Linked DNA regions of Homo sapiens: regions 1 and 2 are each linked to region 3. A link is a contact called in ENCODE Hi-C data. All regions are on one chromosome and are shown on one strand. Each heading gives the region's core, a stretch centred on a gene start or an enhancer-like site at or near the end of the contact. The rest is flanking DNA. Distances are from core to core; before and after follow the strand shown.

What was found. A loop is a pair of places that touch in the nucleus more often than their neighbours do. Pooled maps may share reads with other maps.
Region 1: a map of CD4-positive, alpha-beta T cell shows a loop between it and region 3 (14-fold over the local background). The contact joins the promoter of DNAJC25-GNG10 here to the promoter of ABITRAM in region 3. A Hi-C loop is called at or near these places in 4 of 168 maps with a recorded cell type or tissue (CD4-positive, alpha-beta T cell, CD8-positive, alpha-beta T cell and naive thymus-derived CD4-positive, alpha-beta T cell), 1 of 37 single-sample maps with no recorded cell type and 11 of 50 pooled maps.
Region 2: a map of CD8-positive, alpha-beta T cell shows a loop between it and region 3 (5-fold over the local background). The contact joins the promoter of ECPAS here to the promoter of ABITRAM in region 3. A Hi-C loop is called at or near these places in 1 of 168 maps with a recorded cell type or tissue (CD8-positive, alpha-beta T cell), 1 of 37 single-sample maps with no recorded cell type and 10 of 50 pooled maps.

Annotation. Positions count from the first base shown.
Region 1 is chr9:111,629,189-111,632,654 of GRCh38, reverse strand. It overlaps DNAJC25-GNG10 (DNAJC25-GNG10 readthrough), which reads right to left and starts at 1,321. Exons shown (of 3, transcript NM_004125.4): 1 at 912-1,321. The coding sequence starts at 1,247. It overlaps DNAJC25 (DnaJ heat shock protein family (Hsp40) member C25), which reads right to left and starts at 1,321. Exons shown (of 4, transcript NM_001015882.3): 1 at 912-1,321. The coding sequence starts at 1,247. It overlaps LOC107987116 (a long non-coding RNA gene), which reads left to right and starts at 1,452. Exons shown (of 2, transcript XR_001746897.2): 1 at 1,452-1,615. RefSeq lists enhancers at 588-637, 1,368-1,457 and a silencer at 988-1,277.
Region 2 is chr9:111,483,119-111,486,757 of GRCh38, reverse strand. It overlaps ECPAS (Ecm29 proteasome adaptor and scaffold), which reads left to right and starts at 2,375. Exons shown (of 50, transcript NM_001364929.1): 1 at 2,375-2,642. RefSeq lists silencers at 2,276-2,815, 2,936-3,055, 3,326-3,639.
Region 3 is chr9:108,932,771-108,936,667 of GRCh38, reverse strand. It overlaps ABITRAM (actin binding transcription modulator), which reads right to left and starts at 2,268. Exons shown (of 6, transcript NM_017832.4): 1 at 2,103-2,268; 2 at 979-1,030; 3 at 231-360. The coding sequence starts at 2,181. It overlaps ELP1 (elongator acetyltransferase complex subunit 1), which reads left to right and starts at 2,544. Exons shown (of 37, transcript NM_003640.5): 1 at 2,544-2,804. RefSeq lists a silencer at 2,042-2,321 and an enhancer at 3,072-3,301.

The sequences.
Region 1 (3,466 bases), core at 72-2,571, 2.7 Mb before region 3:
GACGCATTAGTATGATGGGGCCCTTCAAGCAGTAATACCACCATCAAGTACGATTTATACTTCGTGATGTCCTAGATGGTTTGATTTTTTGCAGTAGTAGAAGAAAACAGCATCGGGCTAAATCTCTCATCCCCACAAGACTCAATAAAACCTGTCAAATGAAATACAAATACATATTCACAAAATATTTCCTACTAGAAATTCTCAGAGTTTTGTACCCAAGTCATTAAGCACCTATTTATGGATCCTATGGAAAGGGGGGCGGTTCGCACACTTATCATTTAATCCCCATAATAACTCTGAGAGGAGGTATCATGGCCTTAATTTTGCATATGAAGAAACAGCTATTTCAACATAATAAGTCACTATCCAAGGTCATACAGGGGTGTCACAGCAAAGACTCACATCCAGCCTTTTGACTGGTGTTCATTGTTCTTCTCAGTGTTTTCTTAGTTCCTTAAACCCAAACTAAGCGTCACCATTAACACTATTTCCAGAAACCAATTTTCTGTCATATCAAACTGATGCGATCACAGTTGTCACTTGATATTCGAGACTTTCCCTGTTGTGGGCTACCCCAGATCCTACTAATAATGATCACCCTGCTTTTCGAATGTGAAATGCACGTTATTAAAATATTTTCACGAAATCGTAAGATGGCCAAAGTTTTGCATAACAATGTCACAAAAAGGAAGAGGGCAAGGAGGCTAGCTGTGCCCCCCAAGGCCCCGTGGGGCCGACTCGGCTCTTTCACAGGGCCACGTGGGAAACGTGAGTATCTTAAAGGTCGCGGTGGTGGCTGTGCTCAGTTTCGGGGTCACAGAGGCCCACGCTCCGCGGACCGGGGTCGGAAGGCGCCGTGGGCTTCCCGCGGCCAGTCTTCGAAGCCCCTCCACGCCCGCAGGCCTCACCTTGAGTGTCTCGTAGGCGGTTGCCACCAGCAGGAAAGCCTCCTCGGCGCTCTGCGGCGTCCGCCCGGGGCCCTCGTCTCCGGGCTGGGGCCGGTAGCGGTCAGGGTGGTAGCGCCGGGCCAGCTGGCGGTAGGCCCGCGCGATCTCCGCCTTGCCCGCCGAGCGGCTCACGCCCAGCACCTCGTAGCAGTCCCGCGTGCCGCAGTAGAGCCCCTCCACCAGGGCCCCCGCGGGCCGCACCAGCAGCAGCGCCGGCAGCAGGGGCGCCAGCAGCATCCACCAGCGCCGGCCGGCAGCCCCGGCTCCCCAGCCGGGAGAGAGCAGCGGCGCCCCCATCCCCAGCCTCGCTGGCGGCTCTGCCACCCCAGCGATTCTGCAGCACTCAGCCGCGCGCCCGGCTAGTCCCGTCTGGCCCCAGCTACACGTCAGCAGCCGACGCCTCCGCGCAGGCGCACAGGGCGCGGCTACAGCAACTACTTCCTTCGCAACCCGTTGGTAGGGAGAAGGACGCCTCAGCCACTAGGCTGCTTCCGGTGTGTCACTGAACACCTTCCCCGTACCAGCAGCTGGAGGATTTGTTTGGTAGCACCTGGGGGATGGCTCTGTCCCGGGCGCACTTAGGCGGGCTGTGCGGAGCGCTTTACCTTCCACAGTGTCCGGCACACGCATCCTTTTCGACATCATCACTTGACCTGCTGCAATAGGTAACCTACCTGGCTCTCTCGCATCCCGTTATCAGCGTCAAGAAGATTTGCACGTAGGCCTTTAAAGCCAGCCACCAGCCCCGGGCGCCTTCCTCTCACTAACCCCATGCTGCCTTTCCAAACGGAAGATGAACTTAGCAATTCTAGGCGCTGCCTGTGTACTAGGTAGGGACCCTGAAAGTTCATAGCCATCTAGTTCAGTTTTTCTCAGCCTCCACGCTATTGACATTTTAGACCAGATAATTCTTTGCCTTTGAGGGGCTGCCCTTTGCATTGTAAGATGTTTAGCAGCATATCTGGCCTCTCCACACTAAATGCCAGTAGTGCCACCACCCCCAGTCATGACAATAAAAAATCTCTGTACGCGGGTCTGTGCGTCCACCTTGGGCTGCGCGTTCCCGGGACAACCTGCTGGAAGGATCAAGCGATCCTTCCAAAATGCTAGGATTACAGGCGTGAGCCACCGTGCCCGGCCTACATTTGAATTTCAGATAATAATTTTTTAGTATAAGTATGTCCAAAATATTGCATGGGACTATATGGCAACATGAAAAACTTTGCCTCAAAAAATCTGTTTCTATCATTCATCTGGTAAATGTTTATTGAGTCTCTACTCTGAGCCGGGCACTGTTACTTAGGCACTGGGGATACAGTGGTGAGCAAAGTAAACAAGAAGCTCAACTTCAGAGAGCATATATTCTGATGGAGGATGACAGTCAGTAACAAATAAATAAACGTTCAGATATAATCAACTCTTTTAATAAAGTGAAATCAAATACTGATACATAGCATTATATACTTATAATACATAATGAATATACATTATAATTTTGTATTTCTCATTGAATAAATATATATCTCTCATTACATATATCTCCCTCATTACATATATAATATATATAATCTCATTACACATATATGTCTCTGTCATTACATATATAACATATATGTGTCTATTTTTCACCTCAGCCCACTAAATATTGCATGGGACTATATAGCAACATATACAGTTATATATGTAATGAGAGAGATACATGTATATGTAATGAGATACAAAAGTTATATATATAATAACAATTTTGTGTATCATATATGCTTATTTACATTTGTATCTCATATATGTTTATATATGCTTATATATGGCTTATATATATGCTTATATATATATATAATGAGAAAGATAAAATGAATGGAAACACATGGGAGGGTCTCCTGAAATTATTAGGATCGGGATCAATTACAAGCATCAATTCCAGTAGGAGCTGACAGCTAAACTGACTTTGGAGGACGAATAGAGAATGGCTTGAAGGATGTGAATTAGAGAGGAGTTTGGGGACAAGGGAGTGTGAAATAAGTACCAAGAAGAGAAACGAGCCATGGGCAAGAAAAAAATAATAATAAAGCTTTTCAAAAAATGAAAGACAACCTATATGACTAGGAGTAGAGGTAAGGAGTGTAGGAGATGAAACTGGAGAAAGCCAAGTTGCAAAGGGTCATTTTATCCCATGTCAAAGAAGTTGTTCCTTATCTTAAGAGCAATGGAAAGGCCAATATGGGGTCTTTGAGCAAAAAGTGACACCTTCGGATTGACATTTCAGAACCATTACTCTGCCTGGGAAAATGAGTTGGGATGTATCAGGAAGACCATTAGGAGACAGTTATGAGTCCAAGTAGCCTGTAATCCCAGCACTTTGGGAGGCCGAAGTGGGTGGATCATCTGAGGTCAGGAGTTCAAGACCAGCCTAGCCAACATGGTGAAACCCCATCTCTACTAAAAACACAAAAATTAGCCAGGCATGGTGGCAGGCACCTGTAATCCCAGCTACTCAGGAGGCTGAGCCTGGGAGAATT
Region 2 (3,639 bases), core at 1,126-3,625, 2.5 Mb before region 3:
TCCTAGTGATTAAGCAAGCTGACTCTGAATCCACACTGCCCAGGTTCAAATCCCAGCTCCACCACTTACTTTCCAGTTTGTGGCACATTAGATGTGTTCCTCAACCATCCAGTGCCATAAAAATCCCTATTTCATAAGATTGTTGTGGGGGTTAGATGAATTCATCCAAGTAAAACACTAGAATGGTGTCTGGCATAATTATTATTCCATTAGCCATTATTATCATTACTGATATGAAAGGACACCTGTAATACATTATTTGGTGAAAAGATAACGTTACATAATATGGGAAGTAGAGTTCCATTTTTGTCAAAACTAACAAAAATCTGTGTACACACATTCATGTGATTTGTACACGCAGAGAACCTGGAATTTCTTCATAGGAGGAACTAAGGATTTGTTAACTAGTCTTGCCTGGAGGTTAAAATTGCCTAACGGCCAGGCATGGTGGCTCACACCTGTAATCCCAGCACTTTGGGAGGCCGAGGTGGGTGGATCACCTGAGGTCAGGAGTTGGAGACCAGCCTGGCCAACATGGAGAAACCCCGTCTTTACTGAAAACACAAAATTAGCCGGACGTGGTGACGCATGCCTATAATCCCAGCTACTCGGGAGGCTGAGGCAGGGGAATCGCTTGAACCCAGGAGGCGGAGGTTGCGGTGAGCCGAGATCGCGCCATTGCACTCCAGCCTGGGCAACAAGAGCGAAACTCCGTTTCAAAAAATAAAATAAAATAAATAAATAAATGAATAAAAATAAAATAAAATAACAAACCCATTGTTTTTTACTCAGATTCTGTATTTATCTGGGGTGGCTTTGGAAGGATCCATTTGAAATTATGGGAAGTCAAATTTCCCCAAACCAGTCTTTGGTGCAGCTACTTTCTATAGTCACGGAAACAGTAAGGAAAGGTTGAATGCACCAAACTGTTAATAGGGATTATTTATGGGCATGAGTGGGATGAGGGGGGATGGTGGGTATGCAGTTGGGAGAAGACCTGTATACACCTCTCTATTGTTTGTAAGTAGTTCATTGTGTATTTATTTTGGAGGCAACATCAAATAAAAGAGGAGCATACATGAAAAAAGGGGTTGGTTAACTTAGTGTAGTATGAAGTTACAAACAAAAAAGGGTGATGGTAGTGCAGTGTTTTGAATTAACATGGAACAATGTGTGTGAAGGAATAATTGATCCAGAACTTTATTGTAGAAACCTGTCCCCATCAAAGCCATACATGGGGCTGTATATATATGTCCAGAGAAAAGGTCTTCTGCACACTTAACTGTAACTGTTAGTCATAATTTCTCTGCAGAGTGGGATGGTGGGGCTAGGAGGAAGGACTTTCACTTTTAATTTTATGATACTCCAAATCATTTGCATTTTTTTTTTACAAAAATTATGTATAATTTTTCTTTTTTTTTTCTTTTTGAGACGGAGTCTCGCTCTGTCCCCCAGGCTGGAGTGCAGTGGTGCGATCTCGGCTCACTGCAAGCTCCGCCTCCCGGGTTCAAGCGATTCTCCTACCTCAGCCTCCCGAGTAGTTGGGATTACAGGCGCGCGCCTCCACGCCCAGCTAATTTTTGTATTTTTTAATTAGAGACAGGGTTTCACCATGTTGGCCAGGCTGGTCTCGAACTCCTGACCTCGTGATCCACCCGCCTAAGCCTCCGAAAGAGCTGGGATTACAGGCGTGAGCCACCGCGCCCGGCCCAAGATCATGTATAATTTCTATAACAAAAACAATAAAGGAAATAAAAATGTCTTCAGTGTTGTACCTTGTACTTGGCCTATGTTACAACAGGAATGACATATATTCCATTTTTAAGACATTACTTAGGGCTTTATAGATTTCTGCTTTAAGGAATAAATGCAATTTCAATCTATTTAAGACTTGATTTCTTCTTATATAAAAAAAGTATCTGATCTTGTATCTAATTTGTTATGACAGTACCATCACTTAAAGTACAGCAATTATGCAACCCCTGAATTTGAATTTCATTTTGCAAGTGTACATGACCTCACGGACAAAGCGAAGGCAGAAAGTTAAAATCAGCATATCGAAAATAAATCACTCTAGTTACCGAAAAGAACATAGGGTATCTGAACAAAATCTCAGAGCTCACATAGGCATAGATACTTCCATGTGAACTTTAGGAATCTTGCCTTATCTAACTTTTGCAGGGCTGAGTGGACCCCCTGCTCCCGCTAGCCGTTTTGGGAGCACCAGCCACCTCCACACCAGAACTGGGCTGTCGGGGGCCGCTGCGGCGCAGGGGCTCGTCCGGGACTGAGTCAGCGCCGGGGCCGAGAAGTTCGGCGGGAGGCGCAGGGCGGGGCTTCCTCCCGCCGACTCCGAGCCCGGCTCTACTTTTCTGAGTCCACGTCTCTTCCTTTGGACAGGCGTGTTTCCCCAGGTCGGGCCCAGCCAACGTGACAGCCGCAGACCTCGGAAAAGGGCGCTCCGGCCCCGCCTCGAGGATTTCCCCCGGCCGCTAGGGCAGCCCGGGCCCGCTCGGCCCAGCCCCTCACGGACTGCGGCGCGCGGCTCCCCGGGGCCCGGCCCGCCGAACGCCTCGCTCTACAGCCCTCACCTCGCGGCGCCGAGCGCAGCGTCCGCGGCATGGAGACCGGCTCCGACTCAGGTCAGAGGCCCGCCCCCGGGCCGCGGGGGACTGGCCCTGCGCGCGCGGCGGCGCGGTTAGGCCGGGCCGCCCGCACAGGCCGCCGCGTGTCGAGTCCGCGCGGGGAGCGCACGCGGGGCGGGCGGCGACAGGTGGGCAGGACGAGCCGCGAGCGAGCGAGGGCGGGCGGGCGCGCGAGGGGCCCGGCGGGGGGGCCGCTGGGAGGATGGCTCAGCTCTTTCTAAATATAAAACCGGCGTGAGTTGGGCGAGCGCGGCGCGGAGTCGCAGAGCCGCCGCGCGGGCCTGGCGCACGGGGATTCGGCCGCACAGACGGCGGCGGCGGCAGCGGCAGCGGCTCCGCAGAGGCGCGAGGCTGCGGGAGCGCCCGAGTCGCGAGCTCGCGGGGGCAGCGAAGGGCGACGCTCGCGACGCGGAGGACGCAGGCGGCGGCGGCGGGCGGGCCTCGGGGCACAGCGCGGTCCGCGCCGAGTGAACGGAGGCGGCTCGCGGCCCCTGCCGCACCGCGAGCCGCGAGCCCCCCGGCCGCGCCCTGCCCCCCCAGCCCCTCCCTCGTTCCCTCCCCGGCGCAACATGGCTGCGGCCGCCGCCTCCGCCTCCCAGGATGAGCTGAGTAAGTGCCGCGGCCGAACCTGCGGCCGCGAGCCGGAACGGGCGCCGCGCGGTGCCGGGGGCCGGCGGCCGCATGAGGGCTGGGGCGCCAGGCCCGGTGGGCGGGCGGCGGCCGCGGCGTACGGGGAGCTGGGGAGCCCGGGCCTGGCGGACGGGCGGGGCGCGGACCGTCGCCGCTGGCGTTTGTAGGCCTCAGGTTTGCACCGTCACGTTGCGAAATTGAAACCGGAGCCCCGGGCGGAGCCACCTCTGCCCGCGATCCGCCCTGGCCCGGGGTCGGGGGAGCCCAGCCCCCTGCCCACTGAGCCTCGGCTGGCGGGAGGGCCGGAGCCCCGGGGTGACGGGCAGTGTCCGCCCGTCCCGTCTGACCCCGCCTGGCCCCGGGT
Region 3 (3,897 bases), core at 1,019-3,518:
TTATAGGGATAGTAGCACAGAACCTAATATAACAGATACTACACCTCCTGAGATACCTAATTTGGGGGAGCTGAGAATTTCTTTAGGTGAAAGTATACCTAAAATTAGCACCTCAAACTGCTAGAGAAGTATGCTAAGCATATGCTACTGGATTCTAAGGTTCATTGGATCTGTCATTACCATGAATATAGAGGATGTAAGTAGATAATCACAGAATTACAGGAACATACCCGCTTAAATTTCCCAGAGACCTTGTTCTGAAGTCTGCTACAGTTGGTACTGATCTGATAGGAAATGCTTTTAATTGTTTTTCCACTTTGAAGAACTGGATGAGATTCTGCCAATGTGATGACACATATTCTACAAGGAGAAAAAGTTGATCCTGTGTGATTGCTTGGAATAATTTTTCCTCCCATAACTCCTATTGGAACAAGAATGTATGAACTGGTATTTGTTTAGTCAAACTATCATCTTCCCCCTTTTTCCTTTGGCTACTATTGGGGCATAACTGTAGAATAGAGAATACAATAATAAAAGAGAAAACAAGATTGAATTTCTTTCCCAGGAAAGGGAAGAGTACCAGAGGTCTTTAGGTAGGTAGCACTGGGGTAGAAGACAAAGAAATAAGGCATGCCTGTGTATACGAGATACCATACATGTCTCTACCGTAGCCCTTTCTGTGGGCTCTGAACAGTTCAGTAGTTGGGCACAGACTGGCCACTTCAAGTAGCAGCTGATGATGTGGTCCTCCATTTGGATGTTTGAGTAATCAAATTTATATGTTCAGAGTGGCCAGGCACTGGAATACTCATTCTTGCCAAACAAACTCCTATAATAATACCATTTCAACACAGTAGAAGATAATTAATGCATGTTTGTTTAGTGAACATTTGTTCAATCCAAGACCACAAGACCATACCAGGCTACAATACCAGGAAAAAAAAATTTTTGATAATTTAAAATTCCCAATTTGCTTACCGGTTAGAGTGCTGTAGTATACAGTGGTCCTCACAAAATTTTCCTTTGACATCTAGAAGAATACATGAGTCTGTTGGTGGCTGAAATCAATATTTACTACCACTATGTGGTACTTTCTTTGGGTCATATAGTTGATAATGAAGACTGGACACATACATGCTGCATGCTGATCACGGGTATCCCTTCATTACTCAAAAAGACATACCTAAAGGTTTCCTAGAAAGTATTTAAAGAGATCTGGCCCAGATAGAATAATTTATTCAACATTAAGGTAATTAACTCCTTGCTCCATCTTACTTTACACTCACTTCAAAATGAGTACACGTAGTATTTTTGCTAGGAAAATGCAATTAGCATCCCGTTCTTTATGATATATATTTTTTGTTGGTGGTTTCCAGGACTGTCCTGATGTTGGTGCAAGTCCGACATTCTGGGAAACCCCTCAGTCATGGGTGAACTAGGACAGGTTGGTCACCCTATGTTTGGCCAACAGAAAATATGCTACAATATATATTTTTTAAACTGAGTATAACCATTATCACTGAATGAAAGGAAGAAAGGAGAGTCCCCAACGATGCTCCCACCACTGGTTCTGCTTACACAAAACAGTACAAAAAGAATACCTACTTCTAAGTGGCAGATGGCGTCTCTTAAGGTAAATGTATAGATTCTTCTTCTTTCTAAATGTCTCTAATCTAACCCACCCTCTTCTCGCCATCCCTACTGCCTCTACCTTAGTTTCGATCTGATCATTTAAATAATTTTATGTATCGCTACTCCCTGTGAGAGTGAGCCCCTCAATCCCTCCAGGCACTTAAGGACTGTTGCAACCTAGCCCTCCGCCTACCTTTGGGGCCTCCGTTTAGAGTACTCATCTTACTGCGAGCAACACCCTAGAGCTCGCACTGCAATCGCCGGCCCCAGAATGCGCCCTGAAGTATTTCAGGCCACCAGGTCTTTGCAAATGCCATTCCCTGGGGCTAGACGGAACACAGAAGTCCAGTGCCTTCTGACGTGGGGACGGAGAGCCAGGGAGAGCGCGCGTGGCTTATGATCTGTCAACATAGTCTACACAGCATTAGGCCAGTGCGGCCAAGGAGGGATCAACATCACTCCGCACTTACCCGGTTTGTACCAGCGAGTGAAGTATCGATCCACGAGCGAAGGCACCACCGGCTCCGCGGCTTCGGGCTCGGTAGCCATGGCGACCTCCGGCGCCGCCACCCCCGCCCTCCGGGACCCCAGCGCTTCCTCCGCGCAGCCCGGACTGGGCGTGCTCTTCCGGCGCACAGCGCGTGTCGTGCGCACGCGCGCTGCTCTCAGGTCCGCAGGTTCCACCCCCCCCCCCGCCCCCCCCAATTACAGTGCTTTGGGGTTCGACATCAAAACAGAGATCAAATACAAAAGTTTGGGCAGATGGGCAAGAGGGCAGAGGGACAGGGGACGCGGCCAATGTAGCTCCTCTACCTCTACGGTGCCAGGCCTACAAAGAAGGCCGGCCGCCGTAAGTGACCAGAAGCGGGCCCGGCCTCGCCCCCTCCGCCTGGTGACGTCACTCCCGCGCCGCACTCCCAGTGCTGCGGCTGCCTAGTTGACGCACCCATTGAGTCGCTGGCTTCTTTGCAGCGCTTCAGCGTTTTCCCCTGGAGGGCGCCTCCATCCTTGGAGGCCTAGTGCCGTCGGAGAGAGAGCGGGAGCCGCGGACAGAGACGCGTGCGCAATTCGGAGCCGACTCTGGGTGCGGACTGTGGGAGCTGACTCTGGGTAGCCGGCTGCGCGTGGCTGGGGAGGCGAGGCCGGACGCACCTCTGTTTGGGGGTCCTCAGGTAAGCGATCCATCCAGGGTAGGGGCACGGGAGTGGACCTCTCCGCCGGCGGTGTCCGGGTGAAGGAGACCCGGAGCCTCCTCTGCCTGCTGCGGGCCGGGGACTGGAGTGCGGGCTGCACCACCTCTTTCCTAGAGCCTTAAATTCTTTTTGCAGCCTTGCCACCTGCTCCATCGGGGGCGCTGGGAGGCGCGACAGCCCAGGGATGCCTGCTGCCCCTCCAGCCGGACTTAACCCAGCCTCTTGATTGCTTGCAGGGGGTTGATAATAACGCTGAAAGCGAGAGTATTAATTCACGATGGAAGGCGGCGGTTAATAGAGGCTCGGGTGCTGTGGTGCGGGTCCTTTCTCGCGTGTGAGACTTTTTCGTGGAGGTGGTGTCCTCTGTGCTTCTCCATCTAACGTGGTGTTTTACGTGGCTTTCTCTCCCGTTAACGATGATCTCCGTGGAGACAGTGGCTGAGTAATCTTCAGATCCCAGTACTTAGCAAGTGCTCAGTCGGTGTTGGATGTAGGCCACAAACCGGATCGTAAAGAATTCAACTGTATATTGACAGCCACGGAACTAATCAATGAATAGATCCGTATGAAGAGTAAGCAAAAAGGCAGCAAAGACAGTTTTTCAGCTTGGGGACATAGAGTAGAAATGGTCTGTCCCCAAATAGTGGGAACTGTCATTTGGGGGAAGAATAGCAAGTTCTTTGCTTTCCAGGTCGCATTTGATGTGCATGTGAGACATGCTTGTGATTCTATCAGGAGGTTGAAAATGTGGGTTTAGTGGTAAGTTTGGGCTAATTCAGTCAGGGCTAGGCATTTAGGCCTAATCAGCGTATTGGTGATCTACCTGGTATATGTAATCATGCATGTGATGTCTAGCCAAGAGGTGGATAGTCGAAGGAGCAAGGGAAGAAAATGAAGCAGTTATCAGGAAATTAAGAGAGAATCCACGATTGACCTTTGGTGTGGAGGGATCTTTAGCACATTTAAGAACTGCGAAGAGTTTGAATCAGTGGAGGCAGGAAGGTTGGAGGTTGCAGATGTCCAAGAAAGAGTACTAATAGGCCTAGGTCCTGTGGCAATATGGAGGATATTC